Regions from separate parts of the Homo sapiens genome. Here region 2 is linked to region 1. A link is a loop called in an ENCODE intact Hi-C map of the cell type or tissue named here. Cell type or tissue: PC-9. All regions are shown on one strand. Each heading gives the region's core, and the rest is flanking DNA. Links, peaks and the distances in the headings are about the cores only.

Evidence for each region. Peaks named below come from ENCODE experiments on the same cell type or tissue, not always from the same donor. Only the 100,000 strongest peaks of a DNase experiment are listed, where the experiment ranks them.
Region 2: it touches region 1 in a loop (4-fold over the local background); 4 of 110 quality-filtered maps call a loop at or near these places.

The regions. Positions count from the first base shown.
Region 1 is chr17:41,400,622-41,409,806 of GRCh38, reverse strand. It overlaps LOC100505782 (a long non-coding RNA gene), which reads right to left and starts at 7,391. Exons shown (of 3, transcript NR_040111.1): 1 at 7,299-7,391; 2 at 1-1,386. It also overlaps the pseudogene KRT41P. RefSeq lists an enhancer at 4,918-6,117. In PC-9, for the core only: no CTCF peak of the experiment used is centred there; a DNase peak (open chromatin) is centred at 5,636; H3K27ac peaks cover 2,413 bases.
Region 2 is chr17:41,335,084-41,344,268 of GRCh38, reverse strand. No RefSeq gene overlaps it. Among named protein-coding and RNA genes, the nearest start is that of KRT33A, 11 kb to the left of the region's middle. In PC-9, for the core only: no CTCF peak of the experiment used is centred there; a DNase peak (open chromatin) is centred at 4,298; H3K27ac peaks cover 2,205 bases.

The DNA of each region.
Region 1 (9,185 bases), core at 4,269-6,768:
TTGGATGGGGATGGGACAATGCCAAGTTGGCTGCTTCTGTCTCATGTGGCATCGGATGTCATTGACCCAGACCCCAACCCAGTAGTTATAGCAGAAGAGAACAAAGGGCATTAAGCTCAAGATCCTGAAAAACTATCCGCTCTCCAGTGGTTTAGCATTAACAGTTTACAACATGTGCTAGAATGCATCATCCACCTGGTAAGCAACTTGTGAAGCAGGCGGGCAGGGATAGAATCTCCTCCACAGGTGGGGACCCTGAGGCTTGGGGTGCTGGTGTGACTTGCCAGAAGCCATGTGGGTACCGAGTGGCAGAGCTGGGACTTGGCCTTAAATTTTGTACCAAATTTTCCTTTCTTGAAGCAATTTCCTGTGAAACTGTTGCCTTAATAAGGATATGTTTCTGTGCTGCAGCTTGATTAATTTGTGAGTGCTGATAATTCATAGCAGAAATCATGCTCCATAGCCTAAGATGAAAACATGTGAAAGTCAAAGGGTTGACACCACCTGAGGAGGGTCTACCCTGGGTGCTGGAAGGGCATTGTGTTTTATCATCTTTCTTCGGGGCACTGTGCAAGTCTCACTCTTCTAGAGCTAAAGAAAGCCATTTCCTTCCTCTCATGCTGGCAATGTGGCTTTTACTCTAATAGGGAATCCAGGGTCCCTTTGGGTATGGGGCTTGTAGAGAGGGGCCTGCAGTGATTGCACTGTGTTGCAAATGCCTGGTTACTTTGCCACCTCCCTTTTGGGCCATTGTGTGTAAAGGCAGGTGCTGGCTGTGTGTCCATCACAGTATCCTCAGTACCAGCTGCTCCCCTTGGTTCATCTCAGGTGCTTAGTATTGACTGAGTGGGGAACATCCTGTTGCTTTCTGGGCTTTGAGCACACTACACAGGATAAGCCAACTCACAATTAGATGGCAAAGGGCAGGCCAGTGGACTTACAGCTGCGAGCTGGGAGTCATGTCCTGGTGCCCCTTCCTGCCCTCTAACTGTCACTCCTGCACTTTCCCTGTTACAGGTACGAGAGAGAGCGCTCGCTGCAACAGCTGGTGGAGGCTGACATCTGTGGCCTGCGCAGGGTGCTAGACAACCTCACCCTCGCCAAGTGTGACCTGGAGGCCCAGCTGGAGTCCCTGAAGGAGGAGCTGCTTTGCCTCAAGAAGAACCATGAGCAGGTGTGTGACCCTTGGTGTGATGCATTGAGACTTTCTGGAGGTGAATTCAGGCTCATCTGGGGGGAAAAAACGGAGGCTTCCTTCTGCTTGGGATTGAAGCTTTGCAGGTGAGCTCTGGCTTTTGGTGGGAGATTGCTTCTCATCCACAGCTTCTGGAAGCTGCTAGGCTGGTGCAGGCAGCGGTTTATCTTCAGAGGAGCACAGGGAAATTACTGGGGAGGATGGAAAGTGGGAGTTGAGAGTTTGGGTGAAGGGCAGTTGGGGGCCCTGCAGGCGGGTCATACTCCTCTGATGCCTACAGGAAGCCCACACTCTAAGGGGTCAGCTGGGAGACAAGCTCCGGATAGAGCTGGACATTGAGCCCACCATTGACCTGAGTAGAGTTCTGGGGGAGACGTGAGGCCAGTACGAGGCCATGGTGGAGACCAATCGCCAGGATGTGGAGCAGTGGTTCCAAGCCCAGGTGAGGGGGACTGCTAAGCAGTGGGGATTGGCCTCCATCTGGGCAGGTAGGTGACCATGTTTCTCTATGCTCCAGTCTGAAGGCATCAGCCTGCAGGCCATGTCCTGCTCTGAGGAGCTGCAGTGCTGCCAGTCAGAGATCCTGGAGTTGAGACGCTCGGTGAACGCCCTGGAGGTGGAGCTTCAGGCTCAGCACACACTGGTGAGTCCCTCTGCACGCATGGGAGACCCAGCTTGGCTCCCACTACCCATGAGTAGCTCTCTGGGGTCAGTACAGGCCTCGAATACCAACCACGGACTCAGCTTAAACCTTGGTTTCAACTCTTTTGGAAGCACTTCCCTGTAGATGTGGATGCTGAGTGAATCAACATTAACTTAGGTCAGAGGGCTCTGATCTTAAAGGTCTACCATGAAGTGTGTTAGTTATTCTGGCTGAAGACAGCTAAAGGGAGTTAGATTGCTCTCTGGACCTGGCAATGTCTTGGGGTGTCACAATCTTAAGAGGTTGGAGATCCATGATTTTTAACTTGCTTCCTCCTTTCTTTGATATTATAGAAGGACTGTCTACAGAACTCCCTGTGTGAAGCCGAGGACCGCTACCGCACAGAGCTGGCCCAGATGCAGAGCCTCATCAACAATGTGGAGGAACAGCTGTCTGAGATCCGGGCTGACCTGGAGCGGCAGAACCAGGAGTACCAGGTGCTGCTGGATGTGAAGGCCCGGCTGCAGAATGAGATTGCCACATACCGGAACCTTCTGGAGAGTGAGGACTGCAAGTACGTACCCTGTTGTCTATGTCAACACCGTGTGCAAAAACAGATAACTTCTCTTGGGAATGACCTAAAAGGAGCTCTGGAGGCCAGGTGGGGGTGGCATTGCAGATCCCATCTTTGGAGACAAACTTGCTACCACTAGGCCTGGTGAGCTAATGCCTGCCTAGGCGTAGGTGAGGGTGTACAGGAGTTTTCAGGTCATGGCATTTGTTTTGCTGACCACGTTGTGCTCCCAGTTGCTGGCTACTCCCATAGAGGGCTAAAATACTGAATGCCCAGCACATTCAGGTTTTGCTAAATTCTCTCCAGGAGAAGTATTCCAATAACGAGTATTCTTTGTGCTCATAGCATTTAAAGTATTGCTAAGGGCATGTGCACTGACTCTTTCATTTTAGTTCCACAATAGCCCTGTGAAAAGCATCAGAGGGCTGATATACCCCTTTAAGCACTAAGGAACACTATGAGGGGCTGTGTTTAAATGGAATCAGTGGCTGACATCTGGACCATTCTTGTTCCTCTGGCCTTTCTGCCTTTCTCTCTGCTGTGTTCCTTCCATATGGGACGTGACCCTGGCCTGGCACACAGGTACACTGAGTTCTGGCCCCAGCTCCACTGTGGACTGTGGGCACGTCATTGCCCCTTTCAGGCTTAGAGGGACCTCTAAGGTCTAAGGTCCTCTTTTGCACTTTAATTCTAAAGTGTCTATAATATACTTTTGTCTTTCACATACTTCTCATGCCAATGTTTCAAACACCTTTTTTCTCTATGCAGATTTCCCTGCAACCCGTGTGCAACCCCAGCCTTCAGCACTCCTAGTCCAGCCCCTGCAGCCTGCGCCCCCTGCTCCCGGGCCACCCATGGGCCCTGCTCATCAACTGGATACTGACACACTCCTCAGCCCGAGGTGCTGGGAAAGGGGAGGTGTCTTCAGCTCGTTAGGCTTTGCTCTGCAGGCCTGCTAACCTGGGCCTTGCCTCCCTGGCCAGCCAGGCAGGAGACTGAAGAGAGACAGTGCCACTCTGTGGATAGGTGTTTGAATCCAGCAGCTCAGCCCCTATGGCTGGATTTGTTTCTTCCCCTCAAGGTGTCCCAAGTGCTCCATTTTCTCTCTTCTGTTGCCTCCTGATCTCTCTGAGATGGGGCAGGCACTTTTGTTTTTATTTTGCTATTAAACTTCGCTTCTGCAGCAGAATGAGCCCAGTGCAGTCCAGCCTCAGCATCTCCGTCCCATGCTGAGAGCCTTGCTGGGAACTCCTTGAGCCACATGCTTCTGTAGACGGGGGTTGTGGCTGGCTCGCCAGAGTGGTTCTGGGAGATGGCAAAGCCAGTGAAGGCTAGAGTTAAAAATGGGACTGCGGCAAAGTGGCACAGAGGAGAGATACCCAACCTTGGACCTCACCAAGTGTATTTGGAGACAGATTTACAGATAGAGCTTTTAAAATATAGACGCTAAGTAAAATTTCCCTTTTATCTGGATAAGCCACCTGGTCCTTGTGTAAAGGAAGAGCTCAAATCTGCGGCACCACAGACCGTTGCAAAACTCTGAAAATATTAACTGATGGTAATCGCCATCAGTCTAGAAAGGCCCAAACAACCTGACCCGTCCAAGCTCCCCAGTAAGCTCCACTGGTAAGTCCTGGCAGCTGTCTGGCTTGGAATTTGTAGACAGTAGAACATGAATCAGAAGCCCCAGAACAGGTAACTTAAATTGAGCTTTTAGGATGACATGCCCATTATGAACAAGGCACTGGCTGGGGCTTCGCCGACATTGTGTCACAGGGCACCACATCAGCCCTGCAAAGAAGAAGCAGCTGTTATTATTCTCAGTTGGTTACTGAGTCAAGACTTGAAACCTAGTCTCTTTGAACCAGATCCAAAGCCCGTTCTTTGGAAGCTTTGAGGGGGAAACAAATTAAACATGAGAAGGTTTAGGACAGTGGTTCTTAAAGCGTGGTCCGCCAGCAGGTAGCACTGGCATTACCTGAGAACTTGCTAGACATGCACATTCTTGAGCACCACCCCTGACTTACTGAACCAGCATTCTGCTTTAGCATGACTTGCAGGTGATTCTGATGTTGGTTCAAGTTTGAGAAACACTGGGTTAGGAAGTTTATTTGAGGAATGAGCCCTTGACTAGCTAGACCCTCTACAGAAAGGGCTGGCCTTGCCGTCCTGATATGTCCTCCAGTGAGGAATCCCTCATACCATCAGATCAGGATAGAGCCTTTCTCTTTTACATTGCAAAACTCTGAAAATGTTACATGATAGTTATTTCTATCAGTCTAGAAAGGCCCAAACAAGCTGACCCATCCAACCTCCCCAGTAACCCCCATTGGTGAGTCCTTATGGCAACTGTCTGTCTTGGAATTTGCAGATGGTAGAACATGAATCAAAAGCTCCATATTTTGATAGCCGTGGCTGAGAATCAGCACATCTCCAGAATTCAGCATCACAGCTGGCCAGAGAAGAGAAGCAGTGAGTTCCCTATCCTTGGAGACAAGCAGAGGCTTCAGAATCACTGATGGGGATGTTGAGGGGAACACTTAGGGAACTGATGGGGCTGGTTGAGATGGCTGTAGCCCCCCTAACTCTGTGCGTCCCTGCTTTCTATGTCTTATTGATCAGTGAAACCACAGGCATTGAAGTGGAACCACCAAATCTACTTTAGGAGCTGGTTTTGGTCTTCCCTTTCCCTCTGTGAATTCTCTGAATCACTGTAGTTTGCTGAAAAATTTACAAGTACAGCTGGTTCTGGTTTAATCCAGGTCTTCCTGATACAGCGGTGTGGTGCTGGAGTGACCACAGTCCCGAGCCCCAAGGCTGGAGGGAGCTTAAGTGAGAATCTTGTTGCTCTGCCTCCAACTGCTCTCAAGCCCAGCGTCCTACTTGTTGGTCACTGCTCATGTACATAGGACTGATCTGCTTGAGAGACACTGGGATTTCCAGCATAGGAAGCCCAAGAAGGGTCAGAGGCTGCCACGCCCTCCCCTCCTCTGTTCTTTTTCTCAAGTGGTAAAACTGTTTTGGCACACGTGACACACCCCTTGGGCACCTACCCAAGAGAAGCTCTCAATAATGAAGAGCCATCTCGATTAGTCTTAATTTAGTACCTGACCCAGCTGCCCTCATCTCCTTTGTACTTAAATAGCTCCTTTCATCCAACAAGTTCAAAGCTGTCTAACAAAATAAACCCACTTATTCTTGCACCATGACGGCACAGGCAAGCATTGTCCTTCCCATTTAAGGGAGAGAGAGAGAAGGTGAGTCATTCAGTGGTTAAGGGATTCTGCTGGTGACATAAAGTGAGTCAGTGGGGCCCCAGGGTGATTGACCTGTGTTTCTTAAGTTCACATCCAGTGCTCTCTCATTTCTAATTAAAAGATTAGCTTTGATGAGACAGTACATGTGTGTGTGTGCACGCACATCTGTGTGTTTGTCGTGTGTGAAGAGTTTCCCTGGAAACCACAGAGGTCATCATTACCATCACCATCACCAGAATCATCATCATCATCATCATCAAATCATATAGCTTCACCATCATCATCATTGTCATAGAACCATATATCCATCAAGCTCTTACTATGAGCCAGGCGCTGGTCTAAATTATAGCTACAGTCATATGGGTAAACTCATTTAATCATTACAACAATCCTAGAAAGCCAATGCTATGGTTTTCTCATTTTGCAGACAAGTAGCCAAGACTCAGAGAGGCTAAGTAACATGCCCAAGGTCACACAGCTATTAGGTGGTGAAGCCAGGATTCAGATCCAAGCAGCCTGCCTCCAGCAACTGTGCTCTTAACTACTGTGCTTTACAGAGGCCAAGTCTCAGATTTTGTCAAAAGGATGATAGAATCATAATGACCCCATTGTTTTGATTCCTTTCCTTGAAGGAAATGAGTATGTTTATGTTAGAAGAAACGTTTCTGAGAATTTATGCCACAAAGGGTGGTACAAGGAATAAAAGTCCTTTAGTATCTCACAGGATCTTGAAGCTTGAGGACTCTGGCAATTTTAATAAACTAGGAGTTGACAAAGAAGCTCAACTCACTTCCTGCCATTTTAAAACCACCTTGTCTATTGAGAAAGAGGAGGAGGGAAACAGAATCCCTATAGATGTTCATTGTTTCACCATTTACAAAACACTTGTTAAAGTACTTTGTGTTGTATCCAAATGGAGGCCCCAAACAACCTTGAGAGAGGGGAACAGACATCACAATCCCCATCGTGCAGTGGGAGAAGTACAGGTGTAGGGAGGTGAAATGCCCCCTCTGCACCTCACAGCAGGTGAGGGGCAGCTCCACGCACTCAACCCCAAGTCTTCTCATTTCTTTTTCCCTGCTCTTTCCCTGTTCCCAACTGTGAGGGCCTTGCTGGAGGTACATGTGGATAAAACTTCACGTTCAGACCACTCTGAAATCCTGGATGGATTTTACGGGAAAGGTATCCTAGGGTCTGGGATCTCCCTAGGGGTGACCTTCTCGGTGCTGTCCCCAATCAGCATTTTAGACTCAGCTTCTGGCCTTTGGCCATTGCCTGGAGGCTCCCCCGTTTGATGCTGGTTATTGCATCCAAACCTCCCTTTCCCTTCCTTCCTCCCTGGTTCTTGGATATCCTATACAACCTGCCTCAGTCATTCACATTGGTCTCCAAGGCCCTCTGCCCTCAGGAGGTTTCTCTGGTCTCAAGGGGGCACAACTGTGTCCACTCACCAGCAGGACTGCGTGCTCCCTCCGTTTCCCTCCACCAGCCTTATTCCCCTTTCTATTTCCTCTGTCAATTTGCTTGATTTACTGTAGGTGCTTTTCTTTTTCTGCCCACACCACATCCCTGGAATGATTTCCTATGCTGCACCTGGCAAAAGCCTCTTTCATTTGCTTTGAAACTTACCTTGATGCCCATGGATCCTGTGGGGATGCCACAGGGCTGAAGCGATGGGCCATCACCACCGCCTCTCCTGTGGTCTCCAAAGCAACAAGAACCAGATGCCAAAACAATTCATTACCCTGCCTGGCTGAAGACTAGATTATTAAAGGGAACAAGATTCTAATGAGAACAGTTCTCTGAATTCTGCTTATGAGTCACTTAGAGAGCGAAGCACAAAAAACTCTTTGGGATCAAGTGCATAACCTGAAATGGCTTCATCCCCTCGCCGTGTGGCTGAAAATCATGAGCTGGATTGGAATGCCCTGAATGGGGTTTGGGTCAGGGGTGGGTGTAGGAAGAAATGGAGTGGGTAGGGGAAGGAGATATTTTTGGGGGAAGGCCCAATCACATTACATTATGCTAGCTGTGGACCTGTCTGCTCAGCAGGACTCAGAGTTCCTGGGGGCAGGGACATGACATACCCCCACTCCCCACCATGTCCCCTGCCCCTGGGACTGTGCCAAGCACACAGTAGATGTTCAACAAGTGACTAATGCCCATAATGTCACATGTACAGTTTTCTTTTTATTTATTTTTAATTTTTAGATGGGGTCTTGCTGTCGCCCAGGCTGGAGTGCCGAGGTGTGATCATGGCTCACTGTAACCTCAAATTCCTGGGCTCAAGCAATCATCCTGCCTCAGCCTCCAGAGCATCTGGAACTAAAATGTGCTCTACCAAGCCTGGCTCATTTTTAAATTTTATTTTATTTTTATTTTTTTAGATGGAGTTTCGCTTTTGTTGCCCAGGCTGGAGTGCAATGGCGTGATCTCCGCTCACCGCAACCTCCGCCTCCCGGGTTCAAGAGATTTTCCTGCCTCAGCCTCCCAAGTGTCTGGGATTACAGGCATGTGCCACCACGTCCGGCTAATTTTGAAACTCATTTTTAATTTTTTTTGTAGACATGGGGTCTTGCTATATTGCCCAGGCTAGTCTTGAACTCATGGGCTCAAGTGATTCTCCCACCTCAGCCTCCCAAAGTGCTGAGATTACAGATGCAAGCCACTGCACCCAGTACCCGTTTTCTATTTACACTGAATACAAACATATTTCTAAATGCCCATCTTACACCTTCTAAATATCTCCTTTCCTTAACTTCTGGCTATTTCTCATACATATTGAGGACCCATCTTGGCCGGAATTGTTCATAAAAAGACATTTTTTTCACCAGAACTATGATTCTTCTGTTTAGTCATATGCTCAGCATAGAGAAGCTGTCTAATCAATGTGTTCTGAATTAAATTGAACTGGATAATGAATGTGGGTTTGATAGCCCATTGACTGCTCAATTTCTCCTTGAATGAAAAAAATTTGCAAATATTCCAACTAGGAAACCAAGAGAATACATGAATTCTACCCCTCGCCTGTGTGAGGTCATGGGGATCTTACAACCCTGGGGTCCCATTTTCCCCACTAATTCAAGGAGCAAATTCACTCAAGCCCATTGAGATCTTGAAAACACTGCAAGAAAGAGGCTAGATTCACAAGAGATGGCAGCATTGTGTTTACTCACCAGCTAGTCTGTCTGTGGTCCCCATCTTGAATTCTTGTGCCATTTCACATTCTGCAGGGCAACCAGCAGGTAGAAAAAGGAATATCTAGGAGTAACCAGAAGATAACAGGGGTTTCTTGTTCTCTCCTACATCTTCTGTGTGGCTGCTGACTGGCCATGACCTGCAGCCAGTGCAGGACTGACTCTCCCTGCTTCATTTCTCCTTTCTTCTCTTCCCACTTCTTATTCCTTCAGGAACAGGCAGTGTCGCTCCTTTTAGACTTTACACTGCCTGTGTGTAGATGGCAGTATATTTCTCAGCCACAAACAATCTCAAGCTTGATCACAGAGGTGATGCTTC
Region 2 (9,185 bases), core at 3,031-5,530, 64 kb after region 1:
CTTTATAAACTTTAAAAATAACCTGGATAGGATACAGATTTCAATTAAATCAATGTAGAAAGTCACCTCATCATTAATCATGAATGTCTGCTGCTTGCTTGGAAGGAGGAGATAAATAATGGGTTCAGAATCCTTTCTTTCTCTCTTGTATATTTCAGCAACAATGCAGAGGCAGGAAAAAAAAAGCAAGAATTCTTAAAGGCGAGGTTCTGTTATTCAACCCTGGGCTTTCCCAGGTGCAAACTTAATTTCTCCTTTCTGCAGGTTCCCAGGTCTGCAGTCGCTGAGGTCATCAGCTCCTCGAGCCAGGCCTTCTCAGAAAACAGTGCTCTGAGGGGAGAGGCCCATAGCAAGGAAGCAAGGAAACAAGACCCTGGGAAATGTCTCCTAATCCCTGCCCCACCCTTCCCTGTGAAATAAACCATGATGGCGCTGGGCTATGAGTCTTACCCACTAGGAGATGGTGTGGGATGCTGTGATGAGAAGAAGAATTATGGCTTGTTTTGGAGGCAACATTTTTTGGTCCTGGTTTTGGATATATTGTTGACTCCCCTGACCATCAGAGTCCTCCTTTTGAGAGACCTGGCCTGGCAGCATTGTGGGGTTGTGAAGATCCCCTGTGTATGGAAGTGCTTTATAAATGGTGCAGCATGGTACCTATGTAAGACTCAGTATTCTTGTTGTTGACACTTTGACCTTGAATACGAATTCCTGGGCTCTTGGGATCTAAGTTTGATATTGTCTAGTCCCAGTAAAACATTCTACTCAGCCTCCTAACAGCCTGTTTGCTCCTATTTTTGACAGATGTGAACCGAGCTCCTATTGTCTCAGTTTGGAGAGCTTGCCTGAGAGGTGACATTTGCATTGAGACCTGAAAACAGAGAAGAAACAGAGCAGAGGGAAAGAGCTTTCCAGAGAGAGGGACAGAAAGTCAAGGAAGGGAGGGAGTAAGGCAGTTGCCTTTGAAGAAGGGAGCAAGGCCAGGGCATCGGGAGTGATGAGTAGGGGAGGAACAATCAGCCTGTATGTGTGGGCAGTGGCCAGGGTACATGGGGGCTCGCCAGTTCTGTGGAGGATCCGATTTCATTTCAAGGGAAGAGGAAAGCCTTGGGAGAGTTAAAAGGATGAATTTGATTGACACTTTTATTAAAAGGAGTGCATTGGCAGCTGAATGGAAAATAGGTTTACTGAACACTAACATTTAAAGTTTCAGGGTAGTGGATGACAATTACAAGTCAGGTATGTCTTCTTTTATGTTTCAAAGAAGAATCACTGACATCTAACAACAACTGCTCACATTTCTCATCAAAAACAGGAGAGTCTGGCAGCAGGCACCAAAAGTCCCAAGAATGGCTCCAACTATAAAAGGATATGAGGATGACATGATCTGTCCCTTGTTATTGCAAAATGCACACTGACAACTTGATGAAGTTATGTGCCAGGCAGGTGGGCCCCGGCCCCACCAGGCTCCTCGCTGAGCCTGCTGCAGGTGTGCAGAGGTAGCTTTCCCTCACTCTCACTTTTTTTTTTTAAACTTGTAGGGACAAGCACAGGACTGAAATGTAAAGTGTAGGGGGAGCCCTTGAAACTATTGCTATGGAATAAAAGATGAAATGCTCCTGATTATTGTAAATACAAAGTTGCATGCAGGATTGTGTAAAGACAATGCCAGGCTGGACTACCAGAATAAGCCAACAGCGTGTGATGTGCTTCCCCCTGCAGAGTCTATGAACGGAAGGGCAGGCAGGGATGTTTCACATCACCAAGATTCCTATCCCAGAAAAGCAGATGTTCATAGCTCTGAGAACGGAATGCGACCCTTGAGGAGAGCCTATAAACGGACGCATGAGGGGTGCATGTTCATATGGATAAGATAGGGCTATAAATGCCCTCATCTTGCCACAGCTCTTCTAGGCCTCTTTAGGGTTAAGGCATTCTCCCTTCTGAGAATTTCTGGTCTAACCTGTTGTCTAGCTTCACGTCCTGTTTCTATGGATTGTTTGTAACCAGCTTTTGCTGCAACTGTTACTGCTGATTAATATCTTGCTAATCACAGGTTATGGAAACACTGTGTTTCTGTTTTAAGGCTCTGTTAGAAATTACTGATGCACATACTATATTGTAAATTCTTATCTCTGTATATTGTACTTCTGCATACAGATGTTATGTTAAAGAATTGCTTCATCCCCATGTGACCATCTCACCTCATAATCAAATGACCCGAAATCCCTCACTAACCTACCCCCACCCTCACTAAACTTAATAACAAATGCTATATTTATATCCAGTGCATTGGTGGCATCGCAGGACCAGAAGGCGGTGACCCCCCGGACCCAGCTTTCACTATCTTGTGTGTGTCTATTCTTTCTCAACCTGCCAATCCTCCTGGGAACAAAGAGCCCCATTGCATTGCAGATTGCTGGCCAGATCCTGCAATAGTAAAGCCTAGGGAGGATTTACAGCCTCCCCAGTCAAAGATGTATTTACAAAAAATTCAAACACTTGCTCAGCTGCGGCCTGGATGTGATGGCATCTACACAAGATGACTTCCTGCAGCGGCACAAATGAAGCTGTGGGGGATCCCGACGAGCTAAAGCTTGGGTGTGGCACATGGGAGTGAATGTGTTTAAAGTTTTAAAAGTGGTTAAAAGGTGAAAAAAGAAAGGCTAGAAACCAAACCTCAGAAAAATCATGCATTTGAAAGTGACTGCTTTAGTTTTCAATCTGGTTTCAGTCTTGTAACCTCTATCTGTATCTCAGCCTGCATTGTGTTACTATGCTTTTTAAGCCACGGTTTCTTAAACTGAAAATGGGAGACTAATAACCACCTCACTTTTTTTTAAATAAAGGTAGAATCAGATTATGTTGCAAAGATGCTCAACCCAACCAGATACATCATAAGTGTCCAGTAAATGGAGTTCCTATTCACTTCCTTAGCAGCCCTGCATTCTGACCCCTTTCCTATTGCTCATCACAGGGTCTCCACAGCCTTGAGAATAAAAGGTTTTGCTCATTTGAGTCCTTCAGTAACCAGGTGAGAATCTAGTTTCAGGTTCTCTCAAATTGAGGGTTGTAGAAGACAGGCCAGATGGGACAAGAAACTGAAGAATCTGAGCTCGAGGGCTGAGAATCAGAGAGAAATGAATTCAGATGTGCCTGCATGCATCTGTGTGGGTCTGTGCACCTATGCTTGTGTGTGTGAGTGCAGGTGTGTGTGCGTGCTGTGTTAGGAGGAAGATGGCTAATTATGATTATGAAACTGGTGGTATTTTTGCTGATTATAACAATCAGAATTTTCAAATGGAAAGATAAAAGTAAAGCACAGAGCTGGTGGTGTCAAAGTCATAGGAATTTTAGTCACTTTATGGGAACTGGTTTCCACTTATGCCTATTTTCTACACAGGAAACCAACAATTAAGTGTATCATTAAAGGCCTGGGTAAAATTTAACGTGTTTGTATTTCCTGTTAATAATTATTTCAGACCTGCACATGCTGACTTCATCTTGGTTGGTTGTGGAGGCTGACTGACTGCTGGCTGCTGTGAAACATGAGGGTTACCAAGACCCTGAGAGCAGAGGGTGTGTGGTCCATTGTCAAAGAGCCAGGGGGACACGTGGGAGGGTCACTGCGGGAAGTGACTGCAGGCCATGCATGGTAATGCACAGGTATGACCAGCACAGAGGGACATGCCTCTAAGAAGGGTGCACTCTGGGGGCAGGGAAAGGACATAGATGAGAGAGTTTGAATGCTTTCTTGGTAAGTGCTTAATTAGATTGGTTCCCCACGGCAGCATTTTATGAACTGAAGTGCATAGACACTTCAAGGGGCTATAAGAGGGAAAATATTCCATGGGTTAGAGATGGAGAGAGGAGCATCTAGAATTTTGCAACTGAGCTTTAGTGAGCTCTGTTTCACATTTGGATGTCAAGGATTTTAGAAAAGCAGATGTCTGCCTCACTGCTGTCTGTTTAACTGAAGGTTTACACTTGTGCTCTGAGATTGTTACTAAAACAGAAAGAGGAAGGAGAAGAAGAGGAGGACGAGGGGGAAGGAGAGAGAATGAGTGAGGAAGGAAGGAAGAAAGGCAGGGAGGAAGAAAGGAGGAGAAGAAGAAAAAAACAAAATGTCTATTGCAGTTGTCTTAGGCATTTAGTGAATTGTCAGTTTTTTTGCTTGGTCGTTTTTTGTGGCCCTGTTTCTGTCACTACCTTGCCTTTGTCTCCATTTCTAACCCCATGTTCACCCCTTGGATTTAATGGTAGATCCAGCTTTTCTGGTTCTGGCCTTGGGTGCCTCCAGGGCATTATTTGCCCCTATTCTCTCTAGCTTTTCCTAATTCTGGCCTTTGATGCCTCCTGATATATGCCCCCATTCTCTCTAGCTTTTTCTGCTCTTGGCCTCTCAGCCAGGTCTGCAATAACCCCTGTGCACCATTAATGGTTTAGAGAAAGGCTCTCTCTCTGGGTGGATGCAGCCTGTAGGTGCCTGATTTGGCAAGCAGCACATAAGCTCGTCTCCATCCCACCCTGCAGCTGGGTGCTCTTGTGCCTGGCACAGCTCATACCTGCATATTGCTGCCTTGGAACAACCCATGCAGCCAGCTCAAAACTTCATCCCTGGACTCCATCTGGCCATTGTCCCTGCTAGATTAGAGCTTGAGTCAGACAGTTTAAATAATTTTGAGGAATTCTCTCATTTTTTAAACTGATCCTTGTGGTACTTTTATGGCAGACGTAAAGTAGGCACACAATAAGTGCTCAACAAATAATTAATAATCTGCCTGCCTGAAATGCATAACCTATTTAGGGCAGATGAGGAAATGAGGCATAGAGGGGTTGCTTGAGCAATACTATGCAGCAAAAAATGTTTTTGTTTATCAACAGAAGACGCACTTAGGCAACTGAGAAGAGCAGGAAACATGTGGGTACATGATTGTCTTTTTTCTAATGAGAAGGGAGTAATTCTTCCTTTTCTCAAACTTGACGCTGTTCTTTGAAGGCAGTATGTTATTCTTAGATTAACAACCATGACACTCATAGGATTAGACGTGCAACTTCATGGTGAAAGAACTTTGGTGGCAAGAACAGGGGTACAGAATGCAACATTTGAACCAAGCCCAACAGTAAACAGAAACTAAGAACTAAAGTGGTTTGCCCACACAAAGATTGAATTTGTGCCAAGGGTTTTTCCAGTTCTCAGAGGTGCTTAAGTGTAAACCCAGAAAGTTACCTGACATGCTCACGTCCCTGTGTCTCCGTGATATGCTGAGACTGCAAAGTTTTGGTCTGGTCTGCTGCCCCTTTTTTCCATAGAGCTCTAGGCATCTCTTGCTAGACATAAAGCTCAGGGGCTGTTGAATCAAAGGTGGTCAAATGTAACAATGTGAGGCATCCATTCTAGAAAGTTTTGAATTCTAATTGAGAGAGTCAGGATGTTTCTAAACTTTTTCTTTTTCTTTTCCCTTTAGTGATCATTAGGTTAAGCTGTGACTGATCACAAGTAAAGACCTGGTGAAAAAGTGAACTTCTTGTTTGGACTAACAAGTTCTCTCAAATTCACACTAATTGTACATCCAATTAGAGGAGTTGATTGAAAAATACCAGTTCATGTTTATGTTTATATTTTTAAAGAACTTAGACTTGTAATACATTTATAAAACCATAAAATGCTAGAAGGACATACATATCAAATGTATAATTGTGTTTGTCTCTGAGAAGAAGAGATTGGAATAAGAATGGATATGGAAGTCAAAGAAGTTCTCAATGCTGTATTTCTTAATTTTAAACCCACTTAGAGCAAATATGAAAAAATATTAACAGCCACAGATTCTGGGTAGGAAAGCACAAGTTGTAAAATATATTTTCTCTGTTCTTTTTTTTTTTTGACTAGATGTTTGTTTTAAAGTATTTTATTGCTATTAAAAGAAAACAAAATACAAAAGAATTGGATGGAAAAGCAAAGGCTAATCTCTTTATTTCAGCCACTAATAATTGTGGTAATCCTGGGTGTTAATCCTTGAAGTCTTCATGGCATTGCTGTTTATCTGGTGGAAACTTATGACGCTTAGAATAGGCTGAGTAACCTGTAATATCTTGTGTTTGACCCAGGACACCACAGTCCCAGGCACAAAGTGGTTAATTTTTTTCTTTTTTCCCATTAATGATCATTAGGTTAAGCTGTGACTGATAACAAGTGAAGACCTAGTAAAATAGTGAACTTCTTTGGTTGGACCAACGAGTTCTATCAAACTCACACAAATTGTATATCCAATTAAAGAAGTTGATTGAAAAATGCCAGTTCATGTTTATGTTTGTATTTAAAAAAATCTTAGACTTGTATATACATTTAAAAAACCATAAAATGCTAGAAGGACATACATATGAAATGTATGCATTAATGTATATTAAATGTATGTCCTTCTGGCATTTTATGGTTTTGTAAATGTATACACAAATCTAAGTGATGGCAATGACATTTGTTCAGACCCCTCCAATAAGGTATTTGTATAAAGGTACTGTAATTTTCATACTTACTATGATAAGGATAAGGTTAAGCGAGTCAAAGGTCACTTTATAAAAAATCTAGCTGCTTTTTTACAATAATTTAAAGCTCTCCTGGAAACACTATACAAGGTTTAAACAATGAGTATTTAAACAATGAGCCCCTCTATGATGGACTGGGAAGCACCATGTGTCAAGAGGAGCATGGCAATGCTATTAACCATAGAAGCATCAATAAAATATGTGTATGTTGCCAATGAGGACCACATTTGGGTTGGTTCGTTTCTCTAAGATATCTGTCTAGCCGATTCATTGTCTCAGGACATTTTGTTGCCCAGGATGCAGTTTTCTCTTTCAAATACACATCCCTGATTTTTACTGAGAATATCTTCCAATGATATTTTCTTTGTCAGAAATTTTGCAAATAAAAGTAGAAAGAAAAAAGGGATTTGTGGAGAGAGAGTTCCAAGATGGCAGGTGATGGAGTTTATGGTGGCATATGTGCCCCAAACAAAACGCAGGCCTGGGAAGGGCCTGGACAGCTTTTCCTGGAAATAGGAGACTGGGAATGGGAGGGAGTGTGGATTCAACATGGACCATCTTTTCCAGTCCTTACACCACTCTGACGTTAGTAACTCTAAAGCATTGCATACGTTTGCCTTCAGGGCTAGCTGAGGGGGCTTCTTTCCTCTCTCCTTCAAGAAAGGAGAGAGGGAAGAGGGTCTCTTGCTTCTCTACTCCTAGCTTCTTGCTGATGGGAAACTTCAGAGTTTCCCATGAGAATCTAATGCCTTATGATCTGTCACTGTCTCCCATCACCCCCAGATGGGATCATGTAGTTGCAGGAAAACAAACTCAAGGCTCCCACTGATCCTACATTATGGTTAGTTGTGTAATTTTTTCATTGTATATTACAATATATTAATAGTAGAAATAAAGTGCACAATAAATGTAATGGGCTTGAATCAGCCCCAAATCATAACTTTCCCTCTCCTCGGCCCATGGGAAAGTTGTTTTCCATGAAACTGGTCTCTGGTACCAAAAAGGCTGGGGACCACTGGTGTAAATGCTTCTAAGAATAGATAAGCAACTTAAGGTTTACAGGGTACTAAAAATATGGGTTTAAATGCTAATAAAACTGGATGCACATGAAAACACTCTCTTGCTGTGGTCCAGTGAATCTTGACCATTCTATCACAGAGACTTGCAGCTTTGAGTTGGAGCTGCCCCCTGGACCTCCTGTCCACAGCACACCCCTGCAACACACACACACATGCACATACATACATGTGCACATACCTGCACACATACACACACATGCTGTGCTTCATGCCCTCACTAAGGTGGCATGGGAGGGAATGAGTGTTTTTAAGAGAAATGAAGACAACTCAGGCTTCTTGTTCTCCTGGTGTTTGCACAAGTGCCTTCTCTGCAGACCATGCTTCAATCTCTTTCTTGGCTTTCCCTGTTAGTGAAAGAGACAAGCAGAGCCCCAGCATGTATCTGACTGCTTAGGGTCCAACCCAAGCTCACAAGCTTCCTGGGGAGCCTAGTGAGATGAAGGCACTGCAGAGCCTCCCAAAAAGAGGCATCAGCTTTTGGTGGAGACTTGAGCCCGGGAAGGTGGGACATCATGGTTCATCAAAGACACAACCAAAATCCAGTGAGGAATGGCAGCCATCAAAAGTTTTATTCTTCAAGAGAAGGAGTTCTCAGGGGCTGTGGGCAGCAGGCACAGAGCTCTTTAGTGCATGTGTGGGCAGGTGATGGTGACCTACAGTTTGCACTGGGAACTAAGATCAAGAGTGACCTGACCTCTGCTCATGCGCATCTCTCCCTGTCTCTCTCTCTACCTTTTATGTCTCTCTCCTTATCTCTCTCCCCACACTCCCTCTCAGCCTCCTCTGTCTCTGTCTCTCTCCCCATCTCTCTTTCTCTCTCTCACTCCTTTCTTCCCATGTCTCTTTCTCTCTCCTTCTCCACTTCTCTCTCCCTCCTCCTCTCCCTCTCTGCCACTGTTCAGGCTCCTGCCCACCCCTCCCTGCTGTGCAGAGAGGCACACGCAGGACTCCTAGGCTACCTTCCAGGGCACACGCACAAGGCTGCCGGGACTTGGTCCCAGTACAGTGCCCCCACCTCCCAGTGCCCTCAAGGTCAGGGGTGTGGGGTGTGCTTGTGCTCTCTTGGGTGGGCACCCCACTCTCCAGGAAGCAGAAGCTGCAGGTCACTGCTGGCTTGAGTGGCACGCCTATTGGACTGCTGGCTTCCATCCTGTGATCTGCCGAGGCCAAAACAGAGGACACCTGCCAAGGCCCCACCCTGCTCCAGGGTTGGGGTAGAGGTAGGGGTAGTGGTGGGGATGAGAGCAGCCACTGCAATCTGGTCCCTGCCCAGCATCCTGCCCTGCACCCTGCCATGCAAGGCCTCCTCTGCCACCCTTTCCCTGCCCCTCACCATCTTCACCCCTAGAAAGCCCCAGGCACAGGCTCCAGAAATCTCCCTGGATCCAGGAACTAAGAGCAACCACTGGGCTCCACAGCCCCTAGGCCAGGTGTCAGCCACACCCACTGCATGCTGACAAATCTTGGCTCTCACTTATGCCCCCCCGCAAGCCAGCCACACTCTGCCCCCACTCCCCCCACTTCCTGACTTTAGCCCTGACTGACAGTGCTGCCTCCTGGTAA